Regions from separate parts of the Mus musculus genome. Here all the other regions are linked to region 3. Evidence: chromatin loops called from intact Hi-C (ENCODE). Cell type or tissue: left cerebral cortex. All regions are shown on one strand. Region 1 has its middle 40 kb from the start of Pirt. Region 2 overlaps Dnah9 (dynein, axonemal, heavy chain 9). Region 3 holds the start of Shisa6 (shisa family member 6). Region 4 overlaps Shisa6 (shisa family member 6). Region 5 overlaps Shisa6 (shisa family member 6). Region 6 overlaps Dnah9 (dynein, axonemal, heavy chain 9). Region 7 holds the start of Dnah9 (dynein, axonemal, heavy chain 9).

Region 1 (4,000 bases), 340 kb before region 3:
TTAAGCTATTCTCACGCTGACACATGTGTCATACGACAATGATGCAGCACTAATATAAAAAAAACAAAGGAGGAGATGTGGATTCTCAAGCCAGATGAGGGACAGTAGAATGCTGCCCTTACCTGGAACATGGCAGGAGTGAGGTCACTCCCTACCCAAGTCAGGTTTGGACCTATTCAACCCCATAGAGACAAAGGCTACATCATGATAGAGCAGGTAGTCTTCTGTTTCCCCACCAGAAACCTAGCTTCTCAGAGATCATGTGGCAGGCACATGATCTAACTGATATGCTTGGAAAGTCCCTGTTTCCTCCTGAATGATTTGTTATTTGAATGGTGTGTCACTAAGGTTTGCCTGTTTTCAATTAGGTCCTCATATGCAAATTAGGTGCATTTTCTCCCTTGTACTTTTTTCTCCCCTTCTCTCCCTGACTCGAGCTATATAAGCTAGCCTTGTCATTTCAATAAACAAGCTGTCCTCCAACACAGTCTCCTGGGTTGTACAGCTGCCAGCATGCAATGGCTGATTGGGGGAGGGGGGCGCTGGGGACCTGCAGGTACATGCAGAGTGCCAACCACGTATGAGAATGAGGTGGAACAGAGCAACTTTCAGTAGTGGAAAAAGTGTGTAAGCCTACAGAAATGAATCCAGGTCTGGCAAGGAGTCCAAAGGAGGGGTCTGAAGAACATGGTTGGTAATAAAAATCCAGTGGGTGTAGCAGATGACAGAAAGGAAGAGTGTACCTTTCACAAACCCATTCAGCCTTCAAGGCTAACGTGAGGCCCACCCACCAATGACACCAATGCAGGGACACCAAGGAGCCACCCAAACACTCACAGACATCCTCCTGCTCCATCATCCCAAGCCCTACCGCATGATCACTCTTTATAAACCTACGGTCTCTTCATTGCAAGGAAGTTTCCCACCTGCCGCTTTAAAACCAAGAACTCTTCAAAGTGCTGAAGATAGGCCGACATCAGACTCCAGCCTGCAGGACCACGGTAGCATCCATGGTCGAGATTTGGATGGCAGGAAGCTGCAGCATGTGCCCAGCAATCACCACCACTCTGACACTGTGGGGAAGTGTCTCTTTACAGCACTTGAGAGTGGGCTGCCTGAATGCCCACCTCCTCTTCAGCTTTGGAGATGCTGTACTGCAGGGTGCTACAATGTAGCTGTTTTAATATCTTTTCCACTTGGATTCAGTTACATAGTGCAGTGCTGGTGTGCACTAAACATTTAGTGCCTGTTTATTGAATGAAATCTAGGAAGACATGGATTCTTAATATCTCTTAAAAATCTAATTTCCCCTAAACCCAATTAACTTCAAAGCCTCAGCCAGGTATTTCTACAGTAGTGTGGCAATAATAAAATAATGGTGTTAATAACTGCAGTCACTATGTAATGGTTCATGCCAGGATGTGTATAAAGAATCTTGTATAGACCTGTTTGTGCATCATGTGCATGCTCATACGTGTGCCCATGCTTGCGTGTTCGTGTGTGTGTGTGTGTGTGTGTGTGTGTGTGTGTGTGTGTGTGTGTGAATTTCTAGGTCCGACTAGCAAGCAGCCTTTGCCTCCAAGGAGGCTCATAAATATCAGAAATGGAGATTATGATTTTACAAGAGTGACCATTAGGTGGCGATGTGATACTGGTATTAACCCTGCTTCTTGCTGTTAGGTCTTAAGAGACTTGAAAACTGTTCTGAGGTGCTGGTGGGATGGTCCAAAGCTTTTTTGGTAGCCAAGATGGCCAAGATGGGGGTTCATGCATCAAGCCTTGTAGCTGTGGTTGAGGGATTTTCCAGGGGTCTGTGGGGGTTCTTTTGGGAGGACCCTGGATAAATCAGGGTGCACTTTCTCCTTGCTATCAACTCAGTTACTTCATTACTTAATTCAGCTCCAAGAGTCATTATTAAATCTCAGTTCTCACCAACATCTCCTCTGTCTTCACACCCTCAATTTTAGACTGGACTGGAACAGGGCAGCACAGAGGCCATTAGTTTCAAATCTCACATTTATGAAGGGCATGCTTAGGCATTTAATGTTATATCCAAATAAGGCTGCATGCAGGGTTATTCTGCCCCCCACCCAATGTTAAAAGGCTCAATCTGTTGCATGAGGAATACTTATTACATGAGAAATATTTAACTTATCCCACATTTTGTCCTCACCTTTAATGAATCTGCATTTGACAACGTTACCTTTCTAAAAATTAGATGTATTTATTTTATGAATATTTTGTCTACATGTATGTATGTATGTACACACCATGTGTGTTCTTGGTGCTCATGAAGGTCAGAAGAAGGGATTAGGTTCCCTGGAACAGAAGTTACAGATGTTTGTGACCTACCATGTGGGTGCTGGGAATCAAATCTGGGTCTTCTGCAGGAGCAGGAAGTGCTATTAACCACGGAGCCATCTCTCCGGCCCTTGTATCTTCAGCTTTAATTTATCAAAAATTTCAAATATTGGAAACATTTAAGATTTCTCACTCAGGTGTTGAAAAGTGGTCTTGTATTGAACACTCCAAATGTTTGCAGTCTTACCAAGGGAATTAACACACAACACCTCCTCTCATTCTATTCTGTGCTTACTCGGGCCACTTTAGGTGTTCCATGATATCTTAAAAATTTTATATCATTTATCTACTACTACTACAGTAATATTGCATAAAAATAACCATAAAACCGGAATAGCTTCCTAATGAGTACATTTTTCTTATGTATCTGGAGTCAGATGGCACTTAGTCCTGGGTTCTGCAAACCTCTCTGGCTACCTGGTCAATCTGAATTAGCCTTTTGCTGAGGTGCCTAGCTAGGGCCCTCCCTTCTGCCTGAGCAGGGTAGTCCAGACTTGCCTGATGGTGGTGGGAGATGTGCAAATGCCTAACCCTACATGCAATTCCACCCCACAAACTTCATCTTCCCTTGTTCTCACCACCATCTTACTGACCCAAGTCAGCTCCATGAGTCAGCTCAAAGCCAAGCAGGACCTACAACAGTAGACACGTATAGCCCAGTCACTGGCCAAGGGCATGATACAAGCAAGAGCCAAGTATAGGTTCCACTGCCACCTGACATGTAGTGTTTGCAAAGATGATAAGAACCTCCCAAGAAGATGCATTAAGGCTGTCTCCAGGACCTATATCCACGAATGTCAGTGTCATTCGGTATAGACACGTTTTTGAATTTAAGGGCTTAATTTTTTTGTTATTCATGTACTTTCAAAGACTACCTAGAACATAGAAACTTTGGACATGACTGGGTGCTCATGTTGAGTGAGCACATCACTCCCATCTCAGGTTCTCTGCTAGGTTCTAGGGAGGATAATGGGACAAAATAAAGCCTTTATTTCAAAGCACATTTCAGTATGTGTGTTTCCTGAAAGTCATTGCTCAGAGGTTGGGATCAGGAGGTGGCAAGATATTCTGCAGTCTCAGCCCAAATAAAGTTTGTATCATTAGGATGTCTTGGAGGCTGAAAGTCAAGGAGAGACAAACACTAGAGGAGGCATAATAAATGCAGGAACTCAACTTCTGTAGTTCCCAGTATAGGTTATCCTGTAGAAACCCTATGACGCACAGATAAACAAACATACCAGCTTTTAAAAAATGCAAGGAGAGACCTCTTAGTTATTGGTGTCACCAACTGAATAATGAATTTTATTTTAGCAGTTCGCTCCAGAATCTCTCTCTGAAAAGGAAAATTGCCTCTGTCCTGGAGAAAACCTTGATAAGATGCTCAGGGTTGAAGGTGAGACCCTGAAGGCATGGGTGTCCACGGAAATAAATTGTTGGTTCTCTTCTCTTCTCGAAAAGAAGGAAGAGGAAAAGAGACAGAGGGGAGGAGAATAAGGGAGAAATAAGACCCGAGGAGCTGACATGAGACCTTTGGAAGAGGGAAAAGCGAGACAACTTTGTGAGAAAATGTGCAATGTGTTCCAGGCCTCAGAAGAAGTAGTCTAGTGTGCGGTTTCCAGTAGACTGTTGCAGATGCTGT
Region 2 (4,000 bases), 620 kb after region 3:
GGTTTATGGTTAATTTTCATATTCCTTTTTATTTTGTCATATCCACTCCTAAAAATTAAAAAAAAAAAAAGCATAAATGTCATTTTAAGTAGAGAAAAACATAGCAGCTGAAGACATTTCTGGAAGCTACGCCTCCCTGCCCAGCACTGCACTTCCCTCAGAGGCACAGTGGACTTGTTAAATGGCCTCAGATCCATGCATTGGTATGGACTCACACTGCCTAACTTGCTCCTCAGCTGCCTTCAAACCATAGAGCGAGCCCTGGAAGCTGGAGATGTGGTACTGATTGAGAACCTTGAGGAGTCCATTGATCCCGTCCTGGGACCTCTGCTTGGGAGAGAAGTCATTAAGAAAGGACGGTGAGACTTGGCTGCACAGCTGCCCTGTACTCAGAGTGGGTCCACTGCCCTGGTTAGAGCTATGGAGAGCTCACTTCTAGAACCTTTTCCCCTGGGCTCAGGTCAAGGAGTTCACTGCAGCTGGCCTGCCTTCCTCGCCACTAGCAGCAGGGCATGTCATTGCCCTTGGGTTCCAGAAGCCTGCAACTCCTTGCCCTGTTTCTAGTGGCTACAATGCACAATTTGAGGGGAGCCTTAAGGAAAAATGGACAAAACCAACAGACTTCTAAGACATACAGTTTATTCAAGCCAAATGTATTAGGCTCAGAACACAGCTCCCAGTCAATTTGTGACTGAAGGCTTAGCAGGTACAGGGTAGAGAGAGGAAGTTTATATAAATGAGAAAATGGGAGGAAGTAGAAGGGCTTCCATCTCATATGATAGACATGCTAATTAACATGAAGGTGTGATTAATTCTGGGGCCATTCTTACCTATTTTCTGTTGCTTTAACAAAAGACTCAAGGCTAGGTATTTTCTTAAGAAAATTCATATGTGTAGTTCACAGTTTTAGAAACAGAAAGCCCAAGGTTGAGCAACTGGATCCAATAAGAGCTGTTTTGCAATATCATAAACTGGCAGATAGCATTGTGGTGGGAGTCCATGGTAGGTGGGTGTGGGTTGTTAACATGATGAGACAGAAAGCAAGAGATTGTGGAGGGTCCACACTTAGTCTTTCAGAATCTAATCCACTCCTGCTAGACCCAACTCCCTCTAAAGAGACAGCATTAACCCTTACAATTTCCTTCCACCAGACCTCACCTCTCAGATACACACACACACACACACACACACACACACACACACACACACACACACACATACACACACACACACACACACACATATGCCTGTATACAACCATTCTATCATATGGAAGACCAGGTTTCTAGTACATGGATTTTTGGAGAGAAACCATGTCCAAGGCTTAGCAAGAGCCTTACTGGTTGCAGAGTCCCCAAGTTACCCTTCTATGTTTCAAGTTAAACCTGCTTCTGTGTTTAGTTATTTTCACCCATCAAAGACATTCCCTTTCTAGCCCAGAAAAAGGAAGCCCTCTAGCATGCCTAGGAAGATCTTCCTGCCAACTGCAAGCAGATGCCCCTTCTGCCATATTCTGTGCTGCCATCTGCTGGGACATTTTCATAATATCCAAGTCTATACTGACAGTGGGAACCGCTCTGCCTAAAGTTTCACACTATAAAATGAAGCATGAGACAAAACTTAATCCTTCCAACCTGCTCCTGACATTAAGGGAAAGTAAGGTCCTAGGAAGTTGTTAGACATAATTAGGAAAAATCCGTGAGAATATGATAATACTATTGACTGTGCTCCTCTTTAAAAACAATCTAAAATTCTACCAAAGGTACCCCCTCCTTCATCTGACCCTTTGTGTTCCAGGTTTATCAAGATTGGAGACAAGGAGTGTGAATTCAATCCCAAGTTCCGGCTCATCCTTCATACCAAGCTGGCCAACCCTCACTACCAGCCTGAGCTGCAGGCTCAGGCTACCCTGATCAACTTCACGGTGACCAGGGATGGCCTGGAGGACCAGCTGCTGGCTGCTGTGGTCAGCATGGAGAGACCAGACCTGGAACAGCTGAAGGTGTGTCAGAGATTCACCAAGGAAAGAAAGAAGGGGGGTGCCCTGCACTGGGTCCTACAGTGTAGCCACTAGGGGAACAGGAGTGGGCAAGTTTCTCCTGGAATCCAGTTGAGTGGGTTCTTCAAGACATTGGTTGAGTTCCAACCCTACCTAGTCACCTGGGAATACCCACTTGGGAAAGGAAGAATGTGCTTAGCTGAAGAACAGAAGTGGGAAAGCTGGGAGAGGTGACCTTGCTGTCCCCAAGAGCAGGGCCTGGCTTGGGGCTCTTATATGAGAATGTCTGATCTCACTACTCACGTGGAGCCATCCAAAGTCAAGTAGGATTAAAATATGCATGGGTAACAGAAACAGGGTCATCTTTGCAGGGGTTGTGTCTTAGCTAGTTTAAGGTACATATCAGGCAGTATAAAAGGCAAGCACCTGGGTCCTATCACTTCTAAAGGCTGGGAGCTAGAGACCATATTGCTGGTTCCTTATGAGGCTTCTTTTTTTTTTTTTTTTTTTTTTCTGGCTTACTGGCAGCTGCCTGCTCACATAAACTCTTGTACATGTATAGATCTAGGAGCCCCTCTCTTATGTTTCTTCTAGGAACATTAATCCCATCTATCTAGGGCTCCCTTCCATGACACCTGAGTACTTTCCTGTACAGTCAATCGGAGGATTAGTCTTAGCATATAAATCCTTTGTGGGAACACAGTTCAGTCCATCTCATGAGCATGCTTTCCTTCCTTTCTTTAGATGTAATTAGATTAGATAATATAGGCCAAGGGGACCCCACTCACCAATCTTGCACAGCACATGTGAGATTGAGTCCAAGGCTCCCTAGAACTCTCCCCAGACCATCGTATACTATTTAAGACACACTCCGGAGCCCAAGTCCATAACAAATAAGATTAGAGTGTGAAGACCCAACAGAGCCCAAGGAAGACCATACAGCTGTCTACAGAGCTTACAGCCAAGTAAAGGGTAACACAGGAAGGAGAAGTAAAACCCGAGAAATAATGTCATTTTAGCTACTAATAAAAATTTTCAGGAAATGAAACTAGATAATATAGCAAGCTACAGGGCCAAGCTGGCCTCAAACTCATAATTATCTGTGTGTGTGTGTGTGTGTGTGTGTGTGTGTGTGTGTGCTTGTGTGCATTCATGCAAGAGATACAGTTTAAGGGAACTAATTTAATTAGTAGTCATCAGAAAGTTTCTATGTGGTACTGGCCTTTGAGCTAATTCCTAAGTAATTTGAAAGCCTCTAGGTACAGTGTTCCCAAAAGGAAATAGCCAGTTCTACTCTCAGGCTGGACTAACATCTGTGTTTTTAAGAGAATGAACAGGGGTTGGAGCGATGACTCAGTAGTTAATAATGCCTCTTCTCTTGTAAAGGATCCAAGATGTGTCTCCAGCACCCATAGGAGACAGCTCGTAACCATCTATAACGCCAGTCCCAGGAGATTTGATACTTTCTAGCCTCTTTGGTCACCTTCATACATGCGTATATATAGACCATATACACATAATAAGTAACATACATGATTAATAAGTCAGAGAGAGAAAGGGAGAGGGAGAGAGAGAGAAGGAGAGGGAGAGGGAGAGGGAGAGGGAGAGGGAGAGAGAGAGTGAGAGAGAGAGAGAGAGAGAGAGAGAGAGAGAGAGAGAGAGAGAGAAAGTGAGGGAGAATGGCATAGCTGAAAGCCCTAATATGTAAGTTGTTCTTTTTTTTTTTATGATTTTAGTATTTATTGTAAGGAATTAGTAAAAATAACTATGATAATATTCTTTCTAGATGAAATGTACACTACTGCATTATTTTTTAAGAGAAAAATCTTATTTTTTTTCCATTTTTATTAGGTATTTAGCTCATTTACATTTCCAATGCTATACCAAAAGTCCCCCATATCCACCCACCCCCACTCCCCTGCCCACCCACTCCCCCTTTTTGGCCCTGGTGTTCCCCTGTACTGGGGCATATAAAGTTTGCAAGTCCAATGGGCCTCTCTT
Region 3 (4,000 bases):
TCAGACCAATTGGAACACACTTTTTAAAAATAAGGATTGGGGCACTTTCCCCACAGCCTTGGGGCTCAGGAAAGTTGGCGTGGTTTAGGGAAAGACGCTTCATCTCTGGAACATTTAAATGGGTCAGATCCACAAATAAAGGAGGTTTCAAATACTGTCAAAAAATCTAATGTCGAAACAAAACGGAAAAATGGGATGGGATTAGGAGGGAGCATGGTGGGGGCTAAGTCGCCTGGTCAACCCTAAAGAAGGAACAGGCAGCTTATCAATAAAGTCAATAAAAACCAAATGCATTACAAAAAGGGTTGGAATAAATAACTTTGAACTTGTTTGCCAACCTAAACATTACTTCTGTGACTCTGTTGATGTCGCTGAGAACCTAGGAATTCACAACATAATTGCCCCTATGGAACCTAGTCAGTTTCTCTCTGTGTCATTGATAAAATCTCATTAGAGTCTTTCGGGAGAACGAGTTACTCTTCTACCTCGGAGAGCAGCCAGATGCACAAATGGGGTTTCTGGATTAATGAAGGAGATGGAAACACCAGAGGACAGGAAGAGACTGGCTTAGAAACCACACACAGTATTTACATTAGAAGGTGGAAAGGTGTGTGTGTTTGTGTGTGTGTGTGTGTGTGTGTGTGTTTTCTTCAAATATACTTTCCTGAGTACCAAGTGAGTGTGCCTATTCCCCCCTACCCGGCCCCCCGAGTCTTCTGCTCTTGCCCTGGGCAGACCTCTCAAAGGCACTTTGCCTGACCACTGTGAACTGCCTTGAGCCTGCTCTGGATGATGTAAGAATATTATCTCCATAGTAGGTATCACCTCTCACATGTCTGCCCCATAGGCTTCCTTATGTTGTGCCTGGGTACAACAGCTTCCAGACTGCTTTCTCTGTGTCCAGGTCAGTCAGTGTTCACTCTTCCAATAGACTTGAAGATGAAACAAACCTATAAATCTGATGGCATCTTCTATTCAAACCTACCAATATTTTCCCAGCCATTGTTAAACACAAATTCTTTGGCAGGAATACAGTGCCTCCTGGCTGCCCTTGTTTAGAAACCCCCCTATGGCTTTCACCATTGTGTATGCTTAGCTCACCCACCCTCTTTCTCCCAGTTTCCCTGCCTCTGCTGGAAGCATCTTTATTCTGTCTTGTTTTTCTAACTCCTAACCATTCTTCACCAGGCATTTCATTAGCACCCCAAGAACTGTATTTGACCCTCACTGCTCCCCTCGTGGGTGATGCTAGAAGCCTGTATCCTGCTCGCAGAATAGGCTGTGCCCATCTCGGTCATGACACAAACATGCCACGCAGAAGTCATTTGACTGTCTCCTCTGTAAAGGAACTCCTGAGAGAAGGGACTGTCATTCCTTATCTTAGCACTTACCAGTGTGCTTGGCAGGATTGGCACTAAAAACGATTGTTAACAGAGCCATTAAGAGACGAAGCCGAGGAAATCGGAGGAAGTGCCGAGGAAGAAGAGGAAGGAGGAGGGGATAGAGAATGAGCAGCACACGGAGAGTTTCTAGAACGGTCGGCCAGAGAAGTCCCCCTCTTCCCATCTCAGGTAAAAATGTCCCTCTGTGCCGTGGGTTCTGGGTTTCAGCTCCAATTCAGTCCATCCATTTAACACCAGACTCCCTGAATGCTGAGAGTTTGTTTGAGGCACATCGTGAGCAGGACTGAGTAGACCACTTCAGGGAAATTCTCTGTTACTATCATTCTAACAGCCTGCCTCTGTCTCCCACCAAAGTTCTCAGGACTACGGTCTGGGGCTGGCTGTTGCTCCTCTTCTCGGGTCTCCCACCTTCTCCACACAACACACAGCAAACTAAGACTCTGACTCCCCCTTGGGGTGGCCACATAGCTTAGAAAGCCAGACTCGTGGGTCTCCTTTCAGCCAGCCTGGTCTCACTCTGGTCACAAGGGACTCTCTAATCTGTCTCCTCCAGCAGCAACGACAGGAATGTAGGGCTTTCCAAAGAAATCTTTAAAACCCAGGTAGTTTTATTTATTTATTTCTTTTTATTTATTTTTTAACTCTCGTCTCAATGCTAGAAAAAAAGTTGGAGAAAGAGGGAATTCGAGGTGTCACCCAGAGCTGGAGCTATCTCACTCCTGCACGAGCGATGGAGGAGAAAGGAGCCTAAGTTCATCACACTAGGTGGCCCAACAGCCACTTGACCCCTGGCCTCAGTGTAGGAACCTGTAGCAATGGGCTTGACCTCTTATCTTGGCTGTGAACATCACCACTAGGGAGAGGCAGAGGCTTGCAGAAACCCCAACTTGCTTTCTGGTAGCGCAAAGACCAGGCTGAAGTAAAGCGGGGGAGTGAGGGAGGGTTAGAAATACTTGACCAGAGGGCTAGAAGGGCAATGTCAGAGTAGGTTTAACCCTGCCGCTGGCCGGCTCCAGAGGGCTCACTCTGGCCTTGCTCCGGGGTGAAGGTAGTGGGGGTGAGCTCCCTCTTTGCCATCTTAGTCGCTTAACTGGTGTCCCGGCGTTGGTGACGCGAAGCTTCGAGGCGGGGGGTGGGGAGGAGGGAGAGGAAGAGGCAAAGAGAAGTCCTGCCGTCCCCCAACCGGGCGCCCAGGCGTGGAAACGTGGGCGGCGGCGAGCGGCTGGCCTCCCTCCCCGCCCTCCCCGCGCGGCGCTCCCGCGTGTGCGGCTGTGTGAGTGCGTGTGTCTCCCTCTCTCCTATCGCACACGCTCCGGCACTAGTGCAGGCGGTTCCCGGCTCCGCTCACTCGCTCCGGTCGCTGCGCTCCCGCCTAGCCGCCGCCGCCGCTGCAGTCGCAGCCCGGCATGGTGAGTGACTGAGGTGCAGCCGCCGCGCACCCCGGCTGCCCGCCGGACCCCAGCCTCAGTCGGCAGCACCGTCCCCGGGCTCGGCGGCCCGGTGGCTTCCCCAGGGGTTCTCCACGCGTCCTCGGGCCACTGTCCCAGTCGGGACGCACTCCTCGAGGGCTGAGCGCTCCTTCTCCGCCCGGCTGCTCGCCGCTCTCCGCACCCCGTGACCGCTGCCCCGTCTCGTCCCGCAGGACCTGCCCGGACGGGACCACGCCGCCGCTGCCGCCGCCTCCGGGAGCCGCGCTTCGGGGCCGGCCTGAGCCGAGTCGCGCGGAGCCGCCGCTGCCGCGGGCGGGGGATGGGGCTGCCCGCTAGGCGCGCGGAGCCCGCAGGGGGAGCGCGGAGCCGGCGCGCAGCCTGAGAGCCCCGCGCAGCCCGCGCCCCGCCGCTCCGTGCGCTCCCGCCGCCGCCCGCGCCTCGATGGCGCCATCTCCCCGCCGCTGACCGGTCCGTCTCGCCTTTCCAGCCCGCCCGGCCGCCCTCGGAGCCCGGCCAGCCGCCGGGGCAGCGGCCTGCAGCCCGCGTCCGCCCGCGCCCTCCCGCCCGGCCCCGCCATGGCGCTGCGCCGCCTCCTGCTGCCGCCTCTGCTGCTGTCGCTGCTGCTGTCGCTCGCGTCCCTGCACCTGCCGCCCGGCGCAGACGCCGCCCGCGGCCGCTCCGGGAACCGGACCCTGAACGCGGGAGCCGTCGGAGGTCGGCGTGCTGGGGGCGCCCTGGCCCGAGGCGGCCGCGAACTAAACAGCACCGCCCGAGCGTCCGGCGTCCCGGAGGCGGGCAGCCGGCGGGGACAGTCCGCAGCAGCGGCAGCGGCGGCGGCGGCGGCGGCCAGCGCGACTGTTACTTACGAGACGTGCTGGGGCTACTACGACGTGAGCGGCCAGTACGACAAGGAGTTCGAGTGCAACAACAGCGAGAGCGGCTACCTGTACTGCTGCGGCACCTGCTACTATCGCTTCTGCTGCAAGAAGCGCCACGAGAAGCTGGACCAGCGCCAGTGCACCAACTACCAAAGCCCCGTATGGGTGCAGACGCCCAGCACCAAGGTAGTGTCGCCGGGGCCCGAGAACAAGTACGACCCGGAGAAGGACAAGACCAACTTCACCGTCTACATCACTTGCGGGGTGATCGCCTTCGTCATCGTGGCGG
Region 4 (4,000 bases), 290 kb after region 3:
TCATGGCTATGGAGCAGAACTCTGTGATGCTGGTAGACAGTTCTCAGTCTGACAAGTGAAGGTAGAATTGGACAGCAAGCAGGGAACTGAGTAATTGCTCTTTCTTCTCACTGACAATATCAACTGAAGTTTGTTATTTTATTACAGTATTCATATGGGCAAGGTTCCCAGGAGACCAATAAAGTCTTTCCAGTTGTCTTAAAACCTGATTTGAATAGAATGTGACCATGACAAGATCAAGTGCAGGGCTGGCAAACAGAAACAATGCTTATGTGGTTAGTGTGGGTGACATGAGTGTCTGCAATGGGACTGTCTGCAGCACCAGCCAAGCCCTTCCTGGCCATGTGACCTGAGCAAGTGGCCACATCAAGGCCAGGTCTTTTTCTCTGTGCCATGAGGATGATATCAGTTTCTATCCTTTGGAGTTGCTGTAATTGTTCAAGTAATGTCTATAAAAAATTTAGACCCCATAATTTACCATGTTATTTGGTTTTTTACACTGATAACATTAACACCTATAGAATTTTGTGTATAGAATCAATGCCATAGACTTTGAGTAAGATTTGAGGACTTATTACCCAGAATGTGGACTATAATTAATAATGATCCTAGTCCATTCATACTTCAAAATTAAAGGTATGCACCACCACCACCACCACCATCACCACCACCACCACCACCACCATCACCACCATCACCACCACCACCACCACCACCACCACCACCACCACCATCACCACCACCACCACCACCACCACCACCACCATCACCACCATCACCACCACCACCACCACCACCATCACCACCACCACCACCACCACCACCACCACCACCATCACCACCATCACCACCACCACCACCACCACCACCACCACCATCACCACCACCAACATCACCACCACCACCACCATCACCACCACCACCACCACCACCACCACCACCACCATCACCACCACCACCACCACCACCATCACCACCACCACCACCACCACCACCACCACCACCACCACCACCATCACCCATTTTTTTCTAAGAGCACAGGGTGTTCCTTGTTTGTTGTTTGTTTTGATTTGATTTTTGAAGACAAGGTTTCTCTGTGTAGTCTTGGCTGTCCTGAAACTCACTCCATATAGGTATATCAGGCTATCCAGAACTTAGAGATCCTCCTGCCTCTTCTTCCCAAATGCTGGGATTAAAGGTGTGTGTCAACACCATCTGGCATGTTTCAAAATTGATGATGAGATTCTTAATATTCCAACTAGAGAAAATTGGTAACTATACAAAAATAATGACTGTCTAAATTAGCCCAATTAAATCACCTCACAATATAAACACATATCAATACATCACTCTGAACTGAAAAAAAAATCACATACAGTCATTACTTGTAATAACTAAAGTCCAACTTAAAGTAAACAATGCTTGGTGAAATTCAAGCAGAAGAAATATGAAGGAGTTAGAAAATAGGAGAAATAAGAAGAGATTCTCATAATCAGATGGATGGCGAATCAATGACATAGAAGAGGAATTCTGCTACTGAGGATGTAGAAGGGAATAAAGTTTGTAGTGATGTGTGTTAGGACTTGGTCAGCATCATCTGGGAGGTGGGAACTGGGATAAAAGTGGGGCAAGCTTTAGAAGAGACTGGAAGTTGAAGCTCTCCCAGCAGCAGAGCTAGTCATACACACACAAACTTACACACTCAAACACACATAAACACTCACACACATGCACACACTCTCACATACATACACACTCACACACACTTAAACACATTCATATGCTCTTACACACTCACATACACTCAAATACACACATACACACACACTCACACATATGCTCACACACATACACACTCTCTCACATACACAATTATACACACAACTCTTTCATATTACCTCAGTTAATTTATTAACGCTTTCCTTGATCATTCTCACTGCATCAACAAATTTCAAACCATTTTATACTCTCTATAATTATATATATATATATATATATATATATATATATGTGTGTGTGTGTGTGTGTATATATATATATATCCACTTAAATATATTTATTGACAATGTGGATTGTGTCTAATGCATCTTCACATCTGCCCAGTTGCCCCATATAACAGCCTGATTTATCCATCCAACAGATGCTCAGGAGGTGAAAACATTATGTCAGAATTTATATTGTCCTTATGTAGGCCTCCAGCAGAAGATATGGCCCAGACTAAAGGTGTGCTGCAATATCTAAATTAAAGGTGTGTCATCCCACCTCAAGACCGGAATCCAAAGTGCTTCCAGCCTAAAGATCCAGATCAAAAGCATGTTGTCTTCTTGCCTCACGATGGCAGCTAACAGTGCTCTGTAACTCTAGTTTCAAGTGATCCAGTGTCCTCTTCTGGCTTCTACAGGCACTGCACACATGTGGATCACAGACATACATTCAGGCAAAGTACCCATATATGAAATTCTTTAAGCAATTCTAATAGAGAATATGATAGATTATGGTGAATAAGTCAGATAGATGTGTCTGAGAGGCTCCACCCAGCAGCTAGCTGAAACAGATGCAGAGACCCACAGACAAACACTGGACGGAGCTAGGATAGTCTTATGGAAGAGTTGGGGGAAGAATTAAGGGACCCAAAGCAGGTAGGAATTCCACAAGAAGACCAACAGAGTCAATCTGGACACTTAGGGGCTTCCAGAAACTGAACCACCAACCAAAGAGCATACACGGGCTGGACCTAGCCACCTCACCCCAACCCATATGCAGCTGTGCAGCTTTATCTTCATGAGAGTCCTCCAATGACTGAAGCAGGGGTAGTACCTAAATCTCTTGCCTGCCTGTGGATCCTATTCCCCTAACTGAGCTGCCTTGTCTGGCCTCAGTGGGAGAAGATGTGGCTAGTCCTGTAGAGACTTGATTTGCCAGGGTAGGGGAATACCAGGAAAGACTCTCTCTTCTCAGAGGAGAAGGGGAAGTGGGGTCAGGGAGGGGCTATGTGAAGGGGGTACCAGGAAGAAAAGGGCAACAGTGAAAATTATATAATTTGTGATGTAAAGTAAATAAATAGATAAATAAATAAATGAATGAAAAAGACTTGTTATTGATAGACAGACAGACTGGCAGGCAGATAATCTTTGTTAAATCACAACAAAACTGTACTGATCCTAGAATAGTAATGTGTGTAGATTCTTAAGTCAGCCCCCATACTTAGAGCTTTCTTCCCTTAATATAATGTATATAATAAGCATGAAAATTAAGCATGGCTGTAAATACCAGATATTTTATTGCCTAGAGGGAAATATCATTGTGTGTCTGATACACTTCTAATATTACAGAATAAATGCAGGTCCTGGGATGGCCATCTTTGTTCCAGGATATTTCTGGGGTTTCCAGAGTGTTGTACATCCTTGAAATGTTAGATGACATTGTCTGTCCCAGTTATTTTTCTTTGAGTTATATTTTGAAATTTACCCAGTAAAAGAGTTAGGAGGCCTAGACTAGAAATCTGGAGGGTGGAGGGTGGAGTGCCCAGGTAAAAAAAAAAGGAATATGAAATCTGCAAATGAATTCCACAACAAGCCCAGTTCTGGGAGAGTGGCCTAGACATTATGCCTCCATAGGGAGCCCATTGAATTGCTAGCTTCAATTCAGTAGGAGGGTACAGAGACAGAGGTCAAGTCTCATGTACCCTCTCACAGCTCTACCCCATACCTCCTGAGGCTCCCACCTGATCCCACTTCCAGGAAACTGCCAGACTTTTTAAGTTTGTCTTTCACGAGCAAGATTTAAAGAGCTCAAGTGGACACACTTGGGCTTGCCTCAGTGCCAGGAGGAGGATTGGCTTCCTAGAGCTAAGCAGAGGATGCTAAATGATCCTTTTGTAGTGATTACAATAACCAGAGGCTGAACAAACTGGCCTCAGCATCTCTGGATACAGAGGAGCCCTGCTACCCTAAGGAAATGGACCACAGCAGGTGGCAGGCACCCCTTCCAAGGAGACCCA
Region 5 (4,000 bases), 300 kb after region 3:
GCCACAGATTCTATAAATCTATAGTAAGGAGATTAATGTTCTCTTTTGCTTAAAGCCTTTCGGTACCATTGAGAAGTGAAACAAGACTTATCTGAACCTTCTTGACCATCCCCGAAACTAATTAATATTTAACAAAGCTTGAGATTGAGTTGAGCTTTATCCTCTTGTCAGAGAAGAGGCTGATGGTTGCCCAGCAGAGGGCTGTTAGCAAACAGACAATGATAGTAAGACCATCTTTCCCTGTCAGGTTTTAACCTCCTCCCAGAAAACCAGAACTTAACATTTGGATCCCCCAGATAAAAACAATTTGGAGTCTCTCAAACCTCAGTAGAATACATAACAGCCCTGTAAACTGTGATCTGTCCGCCATGCTTGTCTTTTCACTCTGACAGCTTAAGTAATTAAATAATAATGATCAACAGGTGTTTCTTGAGATATACAAAACATAGATCAATCCAAAGCCAGGTCTGATTGTGCAGGCGTTCAATCTTAGATAATCAGGAACATGAGGCAGGAGGATTGCCAGTTTCAAGGCATGTTTGAGCTAGAGAATCAGTTCAAGGGTAAATTGGGAAACTTAGCTATTTTCTCAAAACAAAAACAAAAGCTAGATCAGTGGTAGCACATTTGCCTTGCATGTACTAGGGCCAGTGTTTATCCCTATACAGCAAGAGAAAAATAAACCAGTCAGCACCTAGCAGAGGGATAACCATTCTCAAGCCATATGGTATAGCACCTTAGCATTGAGGCTAGGGCACATCTAAATTAGGAAAAGGGAATAGGGCTTTTTGACATGCTTTTTCAGTGCTATGAGCTAGTGTACACATGCTAAGAGAGTAGGAACACTCTTAGAAGCTTCTGGTTGTAGGGTATAAGTAAAATAGAACTGAGATCAGTTCAAAGAGGAAGATGCCAGTTATAGTGTTGATTGTGGGGACAATAAGGAAACTGAGATCAGGAACATATTAAGAATTGAGATGGTTTTGTCATTCAAAATTTTTTTATCTCAATGAGAATCAATGAAAACTGAAATGGAGAGCCAAGAGTATTTGGAAGAATGGAGGCTTGGCTATGGATATCATCTAAGGAATAAGAAAAATAGCCAGCGTGCAGGAATTAGAGATAGTGAATTTGAATCTGAACTTATAGAATAGGCTATGGCTGTAGAAGAAAAAAAAATGTTCTAAAGGTCGTTTGAGGTTGGAGCCAGTGATGTTTTCATTAATCTTTGAAGAGAGTAACAGGAGGCTTGAAAGTGGGGCCCCTCAGTGCAAGAATTCTGCAAGGGGGAAATAGAAGGCAGAGGCAGAGAGTCTGAGAGATGCTGTGCAGATTAGCGAGTAGGAAGAAGAGCCAGAAAAGGAGGCAATGAAAGCTTCCACTTGTTCAGTAACAGTCTGGAATGAACAACTACTGAGCTAAGCCTCCTCAGGAAGAGCCAACACAGCCATAGAGGACAAACAGAAGGACTGTTCTGTACCCTACCTCTTCCTGTCTTCTCTCTTCCAGCTGGTACAAGGAAATGGGAAGAGATGGGGCCCCAATGTCAGTTCTTGAGCAGATTGCAGAATATTTGAAGTAGAGCTTGGCTGCATCCTTTCTTGGATGGTGGTACTCTTCCCCCAACACCAACATTAGAAACTACTAAGGAGGCAGGAAAGACTTGCATCTACTTGATCAACTCGAAAGCATTCATTAGATCCTTAGTTTGGACCATGCTATTGGAGAGAAACAGGAAAATTAGAAAGCAAGTCTACTGATGCAAAGATCTCTGAAGTCATTTGGGATGACCCAAGTCAATTCGTGTCAAGTCCTTAGAGCTCAGGGAAAGCTTGAGTGAACGAGGGTGGGAGGTGGAAGAGCAGATATCTCTGAAGACTGACAAAGTGTAGCAAGGTCACTGTCACAAGCCTTTAGTTAAAGAAGACCGTGATCAGGGAAGGAAAAAAATAAAGTAGGGCATCCCAGTGAAAGGCAAGCTTGATCTGAGGGGGTCTTAAGCAACCACAGCCAGGACAAAAGGCAGAATGTCCTTAGATCAGTGGTAAATTCAGAATAAGTGGTAGATGATAGTATATAAACCTACTGCATTTGGAAGAGAGAGAACTGAGCAATGACCTCACTGGCAGTAAGATGCCAAGACTCAGAGGGAACCCTGTTCTTCTCCAGCATGGTGAGAAGTGAAGAAACAAGAAGTAGTGGATTAGTGGCTATTAAGCAAGTCTAGGGAGCAGCACTCTCAGCTTCATGCCCACTCCACTTCCTGGCATCTGTCCTAGTCCATGCCAGGGAGGCTTTCTCTGTACAGCATGTTCTGATCTCTTGGGATACAGAGCATCCCTCACCCCCTCACATATGTACAAAGCTGGCACAAACACCAGCTTATTGGCTGAAATCCCCTGGCTCGCTCCCCAGTTCTGGGGGTGATAATGCAGGCAGGGAAGGAGAGAGGAGCCAGGAGTTCCCATGCCTGGGGCAATCCTTGGATACAGCCTAGGAAGGTGACTCTCTCTCCCAGGGACAACAGAATTCTTGTGTTCTGTAATGCAACACTCTCTGCCAAGAGGTATAGGAAACCACAATTTACCTATACATCTAGCCCAACCCGGGCCCTGCTCCACTCTTACAGGACCTATGGCTTTGAAGAGTTCCAAACAAAGAAGATGGATAGATGGTACACCCAGACTGCTGTTTCCCTACTCATTTCTGGGAATGGTATCACTATCTCCCTGGAAACCAACTGTTGACTTCTTTTTTATGGTTCCTTCTCCTCCTCCTCCTCCTCCTCCTCCTCCTCCTCCTCCTCCTCCTCCTCCTCATGTCAATCAAGCATGGAGGCATTTGGTTTCCTTCCCATGAACCTCCATACCTTTCAGATCTCCATGCTCACTGCTCACTGCTTCCTGACCTACCCTTTACTCCTGTCTTGTGTTTATCCTTAATCTTTCTTCAAGAGTCCACTCACTCTGAGTATGTTATCATCGTTTATCCACTCTGGTGACCATTAGTCATCTCTATTCCTTTCTTGACTCTTCCTCTGGGCCTGGAAAGTGTGTCTGCTGACTTTGAATCTCAGGGTCTATCTCAGGGAAAGTGGGAGAAAAGAAGGTATGATAGGCAGGCTTTGCTCAAGTTTCTCTTTCTGGGAGCTTAGAAATTCCTAAGGCAGCCTCTGAGAAAGGACTTAAAGTAAGAAAGCAGTGGTAAATGTGTAGCTCACAGAGGCTTGCCAAACATGGAAAATAGCAAGGCCTAAGGGAGCTGCCCTGGAGGTGCATGGCACCATGGAGAGAATGTGGATTGCCCTTGGTCCTGTGGAGGCTCGATGCCCCAGCATAAGGAAATGCTAGGGTGCTGAGGCAAGAGTGGGTGGGTTGTTGGGGGAGCTCCCTCATAGAAGCAGGGGGAGGGGGATAGTATAAGGGATCTGCAGAGGGAAAACCAGGAAGGAGGATAACATTTGAAATGTAAATAAAGAAAATAACATGTATGTGTGCATATATATACATATATATATATATATATATATATATATATATATATATAGAGAGAGAGAGAGAGAGAGAGAGAGAGAGATGATAGAGATGATAGAGATGATAGAATGTGAATTGCAGTTACAAGGGATTAGGGTCCTGTACCCCGATTCTCCATGGTCAGTACAGCTGCTCTCAAGCTGGACTAGCCAGTACCAAAATTAGATCAGTCTATTAGCTATTAGGATGAGACAGCACATTCACACAGACACAGGTAACATTATTTCTTTGTTGTAGGGTTTTTCTGTGTAGTCTTGGCTATTCTAGAACTCACTCTGTAGACCAGGCTGGCCTCAAACTCAGAGATCCATTTTTAAAGATTTATCTTTTTTCCTTTTTCCTTCTTTCTTTCCTTCTCTCTTTATTCTTTTTTCCTCTTTTGACATTGATAACATTATGATGCTTGTCTTAGGCTTTCTATTGCTGTGATAAAACAGTGCAAGCCCCACAAACTAAAAAGCTTGAGG
Region 6 (4,000 bases), 410 kb after region 3:
TATCCTACGTAGCAGATATCCTGCATATCAAATATTTACATTATGATTCATAACAACAATAAAATTACAATAATGAAGTAGGAAACATGAAAATATTTTTATGGTTTGGGGTGTGTGGGGATCACCACAACAGGAGGACCTATATTAAAGGGTCACAGCATTAGGAAGATAGAGAGTCACTGCCTTAGAGCCAAATACAGAAGACATGCAAGAAGGAGTCAAGGTTGCTTCCAGGCATAGGAACTGCATGGCTGTCATAGGTCTGGTTCTTAAGAAGCAGAGACAGCAAAGGATGCTCTTGGGAGCTAAAGGACAGAAGGAATAGGGCTGGCTGAGTAGTGGGTAGAATGAGCTGATGGTTGGTAGTATCAGAGGCTTCAGTGCATCCTGCAAGGAGCACAGCTCCTAAGAAGCACCCAGGCATGGAGTCCCCACCTCAGCTAATTTTTATCCCTGGGGTTTCACCATAAAGAACATGACTATATGCTAGATGGCTCTCGGTCCAATGCCCTCGTCTGGTTCTGTTGACGCCAGTGCACAGGCATGTACACATGCAAAACATTCATGCACATAAAATTAAAAACATGATAAAAAGAGAATGTAAAAAAAAAGAGAGAGAGAGAGAGAATGCTGTAGGTTTCTAGCAAAAAGTGAAATGGAAGCAACATTGCATTGCGTCTGAGGACCCCTCAGACCTACTAGGCAGCGTAGCCTGACACTTCGTGAAGTAAACCGTGTGCACCTTTGCCTCAGGCTCTCCAGATCCAAGTCTGAGACTTGTGAGGCCATTGTGAGGTCTATAGAAATCCTGCAGGATGTGGGGGAGATCGGGAATACGAGGTACAAGCCACCTGCCTGGTCCGGAGTACTCTGAGATACTGCTGCTCATTTAGCACCAAAGGGAACAAAGAAACCCAGTGCTTTCTCTGCAGGAGCGAGGAGGGTTCTGCGGACGGCTCTGGGGATCACATGAAGAGACCTGTGCTGGCATATGGAGAGAACGGATGTTAAGGATTTAGCAATAAGCTGCCTTGTTTTGCTAGCAGGACAAAGAACAGACTCCATACAGTTAGTGTGAAGGTATTTGAAAATTAAAGAGACTTCACCAGTTTTCCCCAGGAACTGGGCATTTATTTACGATAGCAGCCAGTGTCAAAAGCAGTGGGGAACACTGGCTAAGAGTATTGCAGGGTCGACTCTGTTCTCTTCTGTGGTCCTCAGCATCCAGGCAGGAGCCTCTGACATGCCTGTGAGAGAAAACGGTGTTTGTGGATGCTTTCTGCATGCAGGGGTGTGTGTGTGTGTGTGTGTGTGTGTGTACACATTTTAGAAGGAGAGAGGTGGGTCAGGCCTCATGCAAACATGTCATAGAATAGCAATGTTTCTGAACAAGTGTCCTCCTAGTTAGATTTTAGAAACCCTTTGTTTGTACCTATCTAGGGAAAGGGGATCTCTGTCTGTCTGTCTGTCTGTCTGTCTGTCTGTCTGTCTGTCTCTATCTATCTATCTATCTATCTATCTATCTATCTATCTATCTACCTGTCTATCTACCTACCTACTGGTCATCATGTATCTATTACCTATATATTATTATATGAAGCATTGTGATAAGCACATATACATATAGGTAATGTTTTAAGGATGTTTTTCTTCATACACAGAAAACAACATCACCTAGAATTTTTCTTTAGTCCCTCAACTTTCTTTTTATTCATGTTTTGTGAAAATTCATCTACCTGGTGTATATATGACCGGCTTAGCCAGGACAGCAGTTGGTGGAAACACAGCAACAGACATCACACTGTCCCTTGCCTTTTGGGGTTCTGCCGGAATTTTAGAAAGTGTGGCTGCCCCCTAGTGGCCTGTGGAAGATGTTCAGGGAGGAGAATGCAATCTCTTTCAAGGCCTTTTGAAAACTAACCCAAAAGGCTGTTCCATCTCCGGTTTCTTTGTCTTTTGATATTGTTGTTTTATTTCTTGAGATGCACAAGATCCCTGTATTTGTCCCAGGGAGGCCTGGGACACATGATCCTGTTGCCTCAGGACCCCAATTATCAATACCTTCTCTGTAGCCTGTAGCCTTGATAGATGGTAATATTTTGGCCTTTTCTAATTGTATATCTTTTTCTCCCCTTTTCTTGTGAATTGATAGGTACTTGCAATCTGCTGAAGGAAAGCGAATGATACAAAAATACGAAGACTTGCTCTCCCTGCTAGAAGAGTAAGCAGCTTCTAGGATTGCATCTTCTTTTAGATTACTCCACCCCCCCAAGTCCCCATTACCCCCACATTCCCATACCCCCTCACCTCTATACCCCAACATCCATGCCTTTTGCTGTTCATAGGGCATATTTCATATCCTCTATGAAATCTCATTGTGTAGTGTATGGTATAGCCCCGCTACTTGTGAGTACAGTATTACAGGGCCTTGAGAACAAGTCTCTGGGAGAATGTGGCTGTATTCTGGACACAAATATGTTCCTAGTGTCACTTTCCTAGGTCTATGAACCTTGTGAGATGGAGTGGTGTTCTGAGAAGCCTAGAATCGGCAGTTGCTGCTTAGTAAACAGAAAGCAATAGTTTATACTGCAAGGAGCAAACTTAGTTCCAAAATATGTCCTTCATCCTTTTAGAGAGAAAGCATAAGAAAGAATGGTATTTTCACATGGGCTCATAATTGTGCCTTCTCTGGAGCCCAGTGTATCTTTTAGAAGTTCTGGGTCTACAGCTACCTCTTCTAATATGGCTCTGCCTTCTTCTTTTGCTGTTGCTCTTTCTCCTGGCTCTAGAGAGTAAGGTATAGGTATAAAAGCTCAAATTCAGATACTGCTTGTCATTGGGTTAGACAAGTAGACTCCTGGGCTCCTCTACCTGCCAGGGATCCACACATCTACCCTTTACCCTGTAAATATCTTAAATGTATTTACCCTTTCATATCTTCATCACTGGATTCTTTAAAAAAAAAAAAAAAAAAAAAAAACCTACATCTGCTCCGGACTGACCTGTAGCAGCTTCCTGACAGCCCTTCTTATTTGTATCCCTTGATGCACACACTAGCCAAATCCAATGATGTCACTATAGCCTCATTTGAAAACCTCTCAGGGGTCCCCATTGCTCCCCAGTTCTTGCTTCCTTTCAGTCTACAATGTACCATTCACCCTTTATTCCCAGTTCAGTCAGGCTGTTTCCAACTTCCACACCTCTCCATGGCTTCCAATGGGATTGATCACACCGCCTCTGCTCAGCCATGAGACCGAGTCAAGGTTTGCTCCATCATCTCTCCCATGAGACTTTCTTTGATCACCTTATTCCTGCCATCTGATGCCTGACACCCAAGGCAACTCTCTAAGACTGATTTTTGCTGTACTGTGTTCTACTCGTCTTCCTGCGGTCTCCCCACTAGCTGGGTTTATCATGGGTTATTAATTCATGAATTTATTCTCCCAGCACAGCACATGGCATGTACCCAGTCAATGTGCAATGACTGAATAATGAATTCCACGAGCTACTCAAAGGTTAGTGTGAGAGCAGTTATCAATATCTTTTTCTGTATGTGCCTGGAGGTAAGACAAAGCTTCCATCCCCACCGCCAAAGATCATTGAAATCTTTCTATTCTTCTCTGATTGCAGTGGCACCACCTGTAAAGGAATGTATATTATTAGAAATGTATGCAGTAAGTTAATACAGTGACTGTTTTTCTTTCTCCTGGCTAGCTTCCCAATAACAACACAGAGAGACCAAGATTTATTTTCAAATTAAAAGCACAATAACTAGGCATTATTCTATCCTCTAATATAATATGGCTACCTCTCAGCCCAGATCACTGAGATACTTGCACTTTTGTAATGGTCTGGCTCTCTGGGCTAATGTCGCTTTGGACCCCTTCCTTGTGGTGACTCCTCTCTTCCTTCCTCTCCCTCCTCCTCTGGCTGGCAGAAGCCCTGGCATATGTTTTCTATTGCCTAATTATTGGCTTTTCCAGCTTTTATTGACAAGGCA
Region 7 (4,000 bases), 360 kb after region 3:
GGGGGGCAGACAGGAGATTCTTGCAGACCGGAAGGCCTCTGGCTGAGTGTCCATTTCCTTTTTACACACACATATCCATTCCTTCGTTCACACACGCATACAAAGACCCAAGTGATTGATTCTGATCACGGAGAAGGATCAAACCTATGAGGAGTGATAATTTTCCAGGTCAGAAGGGGAGCACGCTGCATATTTACAAGCACTTCAGTATATTTAAGAATTGACCTCGGGCCACTCGCATGGAAGACCATTGTCCAGCACAGCTGCCCTTTTGGCAAATGAAGGTGCAGGCAAAGCAAGGTACTGGAGATTATTTTTTACAATAATTTATTATAAATGTCTGAAGAGGAGACATTCGAAGTGATTGCTAGACACGCATGCTTATTTAATTGCAAATTTAAATGAAACAATTAAGCCCTGTGTCACCAACAGGTCGAGTGTCGCTGGAAGCTCATAATTTGAAGGAAAAAAAAAAAGTTCTATCCAACAGCATTCTCCGAAAGTGTTTGAGTTGTTATCTTGGGAAAAAAATTGTATTGCATTCATGGTATTATCCTTGGCGTTGGGATTAACTTTTTAAATTATATATTTAGGACAGAGTAAGAGAACTATTCATTTTGTGTATGGAGGCGTCTGAAGACTTTAATCTGGCCTTAGACAAAAGAATCCCACGCAAGCCTGTGCCTGTAGTCTTCAGAGCACGTCTAGTCTACCAGACCAGCTTGGATGTGAGAGCTTCCACCAGTTTCCCAGCAACAACGACGCGACCCCGCCCCTTCTCAGCCCCTGCCTACCTTATTAACTTAGTGGGGCGGAGCTAGAGTCCAGTGCCCAATATAAGGAGAGCAGAGGCAGGAGGGCCTGGCATCCCCGTCGCTAGGGAAACAGACGCTGCAGCTGGCAACACGCGATGCCCGGCGCCAAGGAGCAGGCAGCGCTGGCGGAGTCTGGGGACGAGGAGCCTGGAGACCCGAGGCTGCGGCTTCTGGGGACTTTTGTGGCTCGGAGCCTGCGTCCGGCCGCGGGCACCTGGGAGCGCTGTGCAGGCACAGCCGAGGCGGGGAGGCTGCTGCAGGCCTTCCTGGATCACAACGCTGCCTCGGATCCGCGGCCACTGCTGGTGGTTCAGTCCGGGCCCGGGGGCCTGGTGGTGACACCCGGTCTAGACGCAGGACCAGAGCCCAGCCGAGCTCGCGCCAAGGGGCTCTTTTTCTTGCGCACTAAGTCCGAGCCTCCGGGAAATCACAGCCTCCGCGGCACGGTGCTCTGCGGGGACCTACCCGCGGTGCCACTGGAGCACCTGGCCCCGCTGCTCTCAGAGGTGAGGGTGGGTGGATGGCCCCTTGCTAGCAGAGGCTCGAAGTCTAAGGGAGGGAAGGGGGAAGAGGGGCGTGTGCATGAGGGGCGGGGTCAAAACCAAAGAGGTGGGGCGACGCTGCAGAGGGATTGGTACGTGGGCGGGGTCACAGGAGGAGTCTGTGGTGGAGTCTGAAAGAAAAAGGGCTGAGATTGGAGCACAGCCTGGGAGGGAGTGGAAGGGCAGGGCTGCCAGTAAACCAAGACCCTGGTTGGTGATCTGCTGGGTGCCAGCTGGGGACAAGTCTGGGTGAAAGCCAGGCCACAATATGAACCAGCTTTGGGTCAGGGGGTTGGTTCAAGAGGAAGTCATAGTGTGAAGAATGCCTGAGTCCTGGCAGCTTTGTAAGTCATCACGCAAGGGCCAAGGACAAGAAAGTGGTGAATTTTGAGTTAAAGTTTGTCTGCTGGATGGGAAGGAGCTGCACTGCTTTAAATAGTATCTACCTTTGCAAAGAAGTTTAGAAGGAGGCGATTTGGTTTTGATTTTAATGTCCTTCATTTACCATGCAAACATTTATGGAACTGCCTTGGGCTGGCAGCAGTTGGGTATCTTTTGGTCAGCAGGCATTGGGAAGAATCTGTCCCACCTCTGGGAAAAGAGATACAGGTGGAGCCTCTGGGCCTTCAGAGCTCAGAGGATTTTCGCAATGGTAGTTAGATGAGAATCTTGAACCCATTAGACCTTCCCAAAGGAAGAAAGCTTTCCTGGTAGTTGAGTTGAGCACATGTGCTTCTAGAGGCTGGCCCTCTCTAGGTCTAGCCAGTTGTGAAAGGAGTGTGTGCAGATACTAGCTGTGTGGCGTTCTGTATGCTTAGTGCCCTGGAAACGGCACAGAAATGGAAAATAAATTCCCATCCATGAGATGCTTCCCAAACACACTCATCAGATCATGCGTTCAACGTATTTGAAACTGAAGACAGTGAGGGTGAACACTTCTCTAAAACTTTGGCCCTAGTGGTAAAGCCAGGACATGACTCTTCCTTGCTACATCTAATGTTAGCTCCCTAGTTGCTGTGAAAGGGGAAATCCCGAGGAGGAATAGGATGGATGGGCAAGCATTCAGAGTCTGGGGAAGCTAGGCTAGCATTAAGTGCTTTAATGGTTTTAAATTGAATAGTCTTATTACTGTGTTATGTTTGAATACCACCTGTACAGAAGTCCATCTGTAGGTCATGTCCCTGGTAAAGGATGATAGGAAATTGTCCTTGGCTTCAGAGGAAAGACAGATCCATGTAGTCTCAGGGGCTGCGGTAATCTTAGTGTTACATTGAGTTCTGATAAGGGAGAGGCAGTTAAGGGTACATAATGTTCTTGCAAAAGACCCATATCAGGAAGCTCACAACCACCTGTAGCTCCAGATCTGGGGGATTTGATGCCCTCTTCTAAACTCTATGACTATCTGAAGTCATATGTACATATACACTTATATAGGCACACATGGATATGTAGCCTTAAAAAATAAAATAAAATAAAAATAAAATAAAATGATTTTTTTAAAGGCTTAGAGACAGACACAAACTAGTCTGTGAAGAGGGTTGAGCACAACTCAGGACTACATAATCAAGGAAATCCAGCCCAGAAATCAACAGTAACTTTAGGAGCTGGAGAAATGACTTCCAGCTTATGAAACCACACTTCCATGGGAGCAGAGTTTGGTTCACAATACTCAAGTCAGGAAGTTCACAGCAGCCTCCAACTCCAGCTCTAGGAGATCTGACACCTTCTGTGTCCCATGGAAACCTACACACATGTGGCATACATGCACATAGACCATACATATATACATAAAATAGACAGTTTAAGAGATTTTCTCTTTCTCTCTCTCTCTCTCTCTCTCTCTCTCTCTCTCTCTCTCTCTCTCTCTCTCTCTTTCTTTTTTTCTTTTTTCTTTATCTATGTTTTGAGATAGATAATGTAGCCTCATGTAGCCCAGGCCAGGGTCTGACTTGCTATGTAGTAAGGATGACCTTTAACCCCCAATCCTCTCACCTCCACCTCCCAAGAGATGAGAGTACAGGTATGTAGCACAAAAATCCATGGGTTTTGTTTTTTGTTTTTTGTTTTTGTTTGTTTATTTGTTTGTTTTTGTTTTTGTAATTTAGATTGAAGACAAAAGGATACAGTTAAGGAGTAAATGAATGAATGATGTGGCACTTAAACAGTGAAATACTGATAGAGAATACTCTTTAAAAGTATTATTTTTATTTTTTAAAAAAGCAACAACATAAAATCCTTCCACCCAGGAGTTCCTAACCACACAATACAATGCTGTCAGGCATAAACACCAAGTATGATACATCTTCAGACCTCCATTACCCAACATGATTGAAAGTACACTCACCCAAAACACCCATGTCCCTGTCCTCACACTCCCCAAACAGCATTCTCCAAATTGTCTTCCTGAATGTGACTCTTTTAGTCTACAGGTACCTGTGTGAATGGAGTCACCTAGCAGCTGTCTCTTTGTGACTTTCGATGTTTCTCTTGACTTAACACTTAATTATTTCAACAATCAAAAGGTGCTCCGGTCACATGGCCTCTGGGTTCTTTGAGTCTTTCTCCTCCTGTCCCCACCACTTTGTGATGGGTGCACCCCCATCTCTCTGACCAGTGCTTCTGCTTTTTCAACTTCCTGAACCA

Evidence for each region. Peaks named below come from ENCODE experiments on the same cell type or tissue, not always from the same donor. Only the 100,000 strongest peaks of a DNase experiment are listed, where the experiment ranks them.
Region 1: a loop joins it to region 3, with 4 times the contacts of the local background. A loop is called at or near these places in 2 of 42 quality-filtered maps.
Region 2: a loop joins it to region 3, with 3 times the contacts of the local background. A loop is called at or near these places in 2 of 42 quality-filtered maps.
Region 4: it touches region 3 in a loop (2.4-fold over the local background); 2 of 42 quality-filtered maps call a loop at or near these places.
Region 5: it touches region 3 in a loop (2.0-fold over the local background); 2 of 42 quality-filtered maps call a loop at or near these places.
Region 6: a loop joins it to region 3, with 6 times the contacts of the local background. A loop is called at or near these places in 6 of 42 quality-filtered maps.
Region 7: it touches region 3 in a loop (4-fold over the local background); 2 of 42 quality-filtered maps call a loop at or near these places.

What each region holds. Positions count from the first base shown.
Region 1 is chr11:66,869,545-66,873,544 of GRCm38, reverse strand. No RefSeq gene overlaps it. Among named protein-coding and RNA genes, the nearest start is that of Pirt, 40 kb to the left of the region's middle. In left cerebral cortex, a CTCF peak has its summit at 1,650 (motif pointing right); DNase peaks (open chromatin) are centred at 1,648 and 3,996.
Region 2 is chr11:65,903,199-65,907,198 of GRCm38, reverse strand. Dnah9 (dynein, axonemal, heavy chain 9) reads left to right here. Exons shown (of 69, transcript NM_001099633.1): 54 at 237-359; 55 at 1,798-2,002. Among named protein-coding and RNA genes, the nearest start is that of Zkscan6, 98 kb to the right of the region's middle. In left cerebral cortex, a CTCF peak has its summit at 1,526 (motif pointing left); a DNase peak (open chromatin) is centred at 1,512.
Region 3 is chr11:66,525,373-66,529,372 of GRCm38, reverse strand. It overlaps Shisa6 (shisa family member 6), which reads left to right and starts at 3,247. Exons shown (of 5, transcript NM_001034874.3): 1 at 3,247-4,000. The coding sequence starts at 3,409. In left cerebral cortex, CTCF peaks have their summits at 1,910 and 2,246; DNase peaks (open chromatin) are centred at 2,322, 2,622, 3,506, 3,838 and 1 more place; H3K4me3 peaks cover 1,713 bases.
Region 4 is chr11:66,235,136-66,239,135 of GRCm38, reverse strand. All of the region lies in intron 2 of Shisa6 (shisa family member 6), which reads left to right. The region is part of intron 1 of Gm12296 (predicted gene 12296); the gene reads right to left. Among named protein-coding and RNA genes, the nearest start is that of Gm45945, 37 kb to the left of the region's middle. In left cerebral cortex, a CTCF peak has its summit at 2,368 (motif pointing left); no DNase peak of the experiment used is centred here.
Region 5 is chr11:66,220,693-66,224,692 of GRCm38, reverse strand. The region is part of intron 3 of Shisa6 (shisa family member 6); the gene reads left to right. All of the region lies in intron 1 of Gm12296 (predicted gene 12296), which reads right to left. Among named protein-coding and RNA genes, the nearest start is that of Gm45945, 51 kb to the left of the region's middle. In left cerebral cortex, no CTCF peak of the experiment used is centred here; a DNase peak (open chromatin) is centred at 2,360.
Region 6 is chr11:66,120,047-66,124,046 of GRCm38, reverse strand. It overlaps Dnah9 (dynein, axonemal, heavy chain 9), which reads left to right. Exons shown (of 69, transcript NM_001099633.1): 11 at 2,153-2,221. Among named protein-coding and RNA genes, the nearest start is that of Gm40027, 24 kb to the left of the region's middle. In left cerebral cortex, a CTCF peak has its summit at 1,857 (motif pointing left); a DNase peak (open chromatin) is centred at 1,843.
Region 7 is chr11:66,165,378-66,169,377 of GRCm38, reverse strand. Dnah9 (dynein, axonemal, heavy chain 9) reads left to right here and starts at 827. Exons shown (of 69, transcript NM_001099633.1): 1 at 827-1,321. The coding sequence starts at 911. Gm12296 (predicted gene 12296) reads right to left here and starts at 1,343. Exons shown (of 3, transcript NR_153847.1): 1 at 795-1,343. In left cerebral cortex, CTCF peaks have their summits at 1,089 and 2,283; DNase peaks (open chromatin) are centred at 815 and 1,471; H3K4me3 peaks cover 1,349 bases; H3K27ac peaks cover 378 bases.